Linked DNA regions of Mus musculus: region 2 is linked to region 1. A link is a loop called in an ENCODE intact Hi-C map of the cell type or tissue named here. Cell type or tissue: gastrocnemius. All regions are shown on one strand.

The links. Peaks named below come from ENCODE experiments on the same cell type or tissue, not always from the same donor. Only the 100,000 strongest peaks of a DNase experiment are listed, where the experiment ranks them.
Region 2: a loop joins it to region 1, with 2.0 times the contacts of the local background. A loop is called at or near these places in 5 of 42 quality-filtered maps.

What each region holds. Positions count from the first base shown.
Region 1 is chr17:67,911,643-67,914,142 of GRCm38, forward strand. The region is part of intron 1 of Arhgap28 (Rho GTPase activating protein 28); the gene reads right to left. Among named protein-coding and RNA genes, the nearest start is that of Arhgap28, 91 kb to the right of the region's middle. In gastrocnemius, a CTCF peak has its summit at 1,128 (motif pointing right); a DNase peak (open chromatin) is centred at 1,151; H3K4me3 peaks cover 912 bases; H3K27ac peaks cover 386 bases.
Region 2 is chr17:68,003,226-68,005,725 of GRCm38, forward strand. It overlaps Arhgap28 (Rho GTPase activating protein 28), which reads right to left and starts at 883. Exons shown (of 18, transcript NM_172964.4): 1 at 670-883. The coding sequence starts at 785. In gastrocnemius, no CTCF peak of the experiment used is centred here; a DNase peak (open chromatin) is centred at 941; H3K4me3 peaks cover 1,617 bases; H3K27ac peaks cover 1,333 bases.

The sequences.
Region 1 (2,500 bases):
GCAGTCAAGGATTCGCCTCAATTTCCAAGCTCTCTGTCTGTCTCTGTGGTGTTGTGATGTATCCAATGACATGCGGTCACTTTCAATAAAGGTGTAGTCTGTATTTACAACCATTATCGCCACCATCGATGTTCAGTGAGTTGTGAAAAAGATGTACCCTTGTTTTTCTCTTTCTGTGTGTCTGTTACCCGCCCCCACCTTTGTTCAGCTCCGGAAACCCCATGGCTGACAGGACCTCATCACAAGCGAGCTCACCAGGGCCTTTGCCTGCCTTTCACATGGACGTTCTTGTACAGAGGTGGTAACTAAACTCTCTGGTCCATCTAGACAGACTTTCCCTGCGTGGGGATGAATGGTCTTCTCCTCCCGGAAACGCACACCAGCTCAGTTTCAAACTAGAGTTTCAAACTATAAGAGCACGTTTAACCCGAGCACCAGTGAGGGGGGCTTCGGGATGGGAACAGACCAGCCCTTCCTGACCAACCGTCCTCCATAGCATACTTTTTCCATACACGGACTCACTCCATGATGGCTTTATTTCTGGATTATTCCCTGTGGTAATAGCCATCTGTGTTCCATTTATTTTCTTTGGCTAACTGAGACATGGCTGACCCCCAACACATGCCCGGCCTGAAGCTGGAGCACTCCCCAATCAGGGTTTCTGAGGAAACCGTGATCCTAGAACTCAAGAGAGAAAAGGAAACCGCAGAGTTTTCACAGAAGCCCGCACTTTTTACAGATAAGAAAAAAAGAAGCCGTCGGAGGGTTAGAAGCAAGTTCAAGGCTGCAGAGCTCTGTTTTCACACAGTGGTCTGCTAATGGCAAGTTCTGCTGTCTCCCGGACGGCCTGTCTTCCTGAGCCGCCTGTGATTTACAATCATCCGTCATTTTACAAAAGAATTAACAGTTCCACATCTTGCACATCAGAGATGACCCCATTTCTTACCTTAACATGTTTCTGGGGGAAAAAAGCGCCTTACAAGATAAAGTAACACTTTTACCATAAGTGAAGATAGTTATTTCCTTCATCGAAATACTTAATCAAGGAGAAACCAGGAACTGTATACTAAAAAACCGTGGTGTTTAACTGAGCAGTGCTCCACGTAGGCTCAGGGGTTGGAACCCCTGCTCCCCAGATGGTGGCGCTGTGTGATAAGGTTGTGGAAGATGGGGTCCTGCGTGAGAAGGAGTCCCCCGCAGGCAGGCTTTGAGTTTGATAGCCTCTCCCAGCTTCCAGTTCTCTCTTTCTACCTCTGTTCAGATGAACTGAGTTGACCCCGGACTCTACACCCGTGCCTTCACACTGTGCAACGCATGGAACTGCTCTGGAGTTGTGAGCCAAAAATCGAGCCTTCCTCACCCAAGCTGCGTTCATGAGAGCGCAGGATCACAGCAACAGAACAGTCACCAACACGGGGTCACCAACGAAAAGTACAATTTTTAAATACAGGTTTTTAAATAATGAAATTGTTTTTAAATGAAGAAGATTTTTTTCCATTTTTTATTAGGTATTTAGCTCATTTACATTTCCAATGCTATACCAAAAGTCCCCCATACCCACCCACCCCCACTCCCCTACCCACCTACTCCCCCTTTTTGGCCCTGGCGTTCCCCTGTACTGGGGCATATAAAAAGAAGATTTTTATTAAAGGAAAACAAGCTTTTGGCTCTGACGTTATGAAAGAAATCTAACACTGTGTCAAAGTAGCAGCCCTCATACCCCAGACATGTAAGATGTACATGAAACATAGATAACACAAGACACGTGAAAACCAAGTCTGTATATCTGCCATAAAGGAACCAATTTGTGCTATTCCCTGCAAAGACTGAAGATGTGAACTCTACTGTTAACGACAGCTGTGCACTCGAGGGCGTTTGGAATCTGTCCCCCTTCCACCATCTCCAAAATATCAGCGAGCACTGATGACCCTCACACGTTTCTACAGCAAACCAAGTGAGTCTTTCACATTAGGCTCCTCCTAATAACCCTTGGGGCTAGGCGACGAGAGCCGCAGGCCAGCACACCCTGCACCTGTGGCCTATGTGGACTTGATAAATCAAGGTACTACGAGTTCCCTCAGAAGGCAGTGGCGTAAGTAATTTCATGCTAGCTGACACCAAGCACACTGAGGGGGCACTTGTCACCAGGATCCCCGATCTTGTCACATGCCGGGACAGTTAGTCTCAGTGGCTCAGTCTCTAACTCCTGACAGCAGACAGGAAACCATAAATCCCAAATCGGTAGGTCATACCCCGGAGGACGGAGCTATTTCTTTCCTGCCATCTCCACTGAAACCTTTCTCTTTCAGAGAGAGGTAGCCCATCCCAGGAGGCTTCCTTCCTTTACGGCTCCCTGTCCACTCATTCTCCCAAGCGTCACTGGCACTCTTTGCTTCCGACGAGCATTCTTGACTAGGACCAATGATGTCCGAATGGACTCTGCATGACCAATCCATTGGGCTTCACACGCGTTTTAAGAGATTAATGATGGAAGGAGTTA
Region 2 (2,500 bases), 92 kb after region 1:
AAAAACGTCCACTGATATAGTCGTAGAGAATAGCAAAGGAACTTCCCCTAAACACGCCAGACAGCAAACCATCTCACATTTGGAATATTTTTGACCATCCGTCTTTGGCGGAACAGATGGGCATGCCAGAGCAATGTTCTCCAGATCCCTGGCTTACTAAATGCACATGGTCACCCAAAGAAATAAACAGGAATTGCGTTGGTTGCATACAATCGGCACCGGCACTCATCAAATAATGACATCACTGTATTTAAACAATTGAGGGTATTTACAGTAGAAGTGAAATTGTTATGTCAGTGAAGGTTTCCTTTTGAGAAAAACTTTAGCTTCAAATAGTTAATCTGAGTGTCTGCGAGAACTTTTTTTCTTTTCAACCGACTTGTGTTTGGGTTCTTGGTAATATTTTAAAATTTCTCCAGTACATGGTGAGAGTCTTCCACAGAAATGGTATGTTTATCTAACTCTTGATAAAGTTGCGTCAAGACTACAAGTACCCCGCTAGCCTCAGCCAGCCACACACAGACTTTTTGCCCAGGCTGTTTCTCATCTCCAATCAGGATCATACAAAGAGCAGTCTCAGTTATCAACTCCATAAAAACTTGCCTAAGCGCTGCCCCCTCCCCGCCCCGCCCGGCGCGCGCGCGCGCGGCCCGCGGTGCCGCTCCGTACCTGCTGAGCGGATGGCTGGCCCGGGACGCGCAGCGTGGCTCAGCGCCCTGCGGTTGCGAGCGCGCGTGCGAGTGGTAGGCGGTCAGCACCACGCCGCCCGAGTCCTCCACCTCCATCCTCAGCGGCGCATGTCCCCGCGCTAACCCAGAACAAAGACCGAGACCAACGTGGACTAGCTCCGGGAGCGGGTCAGCGGCCCCGAGCGTCCGGCGCCCCAAGGCTCTGCGACTAGGACGGCCCCGCCCGCCCAAGGGCCACGCCCACAGAGTACAGCGGCAGATTAGCATACAACGCGGGCCACGCCCACAAAACAAGGCGCACCGATTAGCATAACTAAGAGCCACGCCCACAGAGTACAACAGACAGATTAGCTTAATACACCGAGGGCACGCCCACAGAGTACACCGGGCCGATTAACAAACACTGAGGGCCACGCCCACGGATCCCTGCTTCTAGGAAACTGGAAACCTGCCTGGAGCTTGCGGCTCCAGCCAGCAGCTCTAGTAAAGTTTGTGTTTTTCTTCCTTTGTTTCTCCTTTCCTCTTCTCAACCTCCTCCTCGGCCCCTTCAGACGGGAGGCTTATCCCATGGCTAGGAACATTTCCTGCCTGGCAGTCAGAAGTGAGACAGAAACCATGCCTTAGGCAAGGGGAGAAAGGCTAGGTCTGGAATGGGTGCTCTGGGGAAGAAAGGGAGAAAAATGTGACACTCTCATTTAAATGTAACACTCTCATCTGAATCGGAAATTGAAGAGCTGAATGGCACTGACGTTTGCTAGTCTAAGTGACAGCGAATTCGATTTCCCTTCTGCCCAAGCCATTCCCTCTGCACGTGCAAGCCTGAGCTTCCTTCCCATACCCTCAAGACTGCAACGCCAGACTCTTACCTCATTCCTAACATCCCTTTCCTCCACTCAGTTGTGGTCCCTGACAGATACTGTTTCCAGACTGTCTGAAAAGTACTCCTTATTGCCACGGGCTCCATGAATGCTATTTTCAGGGGGCTTTTTAAGGGAGAAGATTATAAACACACATGCACACACACACACACACACACACACACACACACACACTGTATATAACATACCCAAAAGTGCAATATAGTCTTTCTCCTGATTGTGTTTCTGGTTGGAACTGCTTTCAAAATTCTCTCCCTGTGAAACCGCTTAGAGATCATCAATCAAAGCCCCCTCCCCCACCTCTTACTCCCCGGCCACTTTCCAGAAATGGCTCTTGCTTTGTTACAGGAATAATTTCATTCTGCTCTGTGATGAAGGTAGACTCTCCAGACCATGCCTTGTGTGTTTCTTTGCTCTGGTCTGGCATCCACTTGAGTGACTCCTAATAGGTCGTGGTCTTTTTTTTTTTTACCTCCCCCCTCCCCCAAAGGCCAGATGGAACCAGGAAACTTCTCAGAATGAAACACCAAGGAGTAGAAAGCCTGAGGGGAAAACCCACCACTAACTCATGATCAAATTACCATTTTCCAGCAAGTTGGTGCTTTCTACTCAACTGGAAGCTGCTGGAAGAACTGGTCTCTCTCTCTCTCTCTCTCTCTCTCTCTCTCTCTCTCTCTCTCTCTCTCTCTCTCATATCCCAGAGCCCCTCCTGTTTCACATAGCACACACTCCAGAGAGGAAGGTGTGCTGGATAGTGTTTATCAACTTGACACAAGCTGAGGTCATCTGCGGGGAAGGAGCCTCAATTAAGAAAATGCCTCCATAAGAATCAGGCTGTAGGCAAGCCTGTAGAGTGTTTTCTTAACTAGGGACTGGGGGAGTGGGGGTAGCCCATTGTGAGTGGTGCTGGCACTGGGAAGGTGGCCCTAGGTT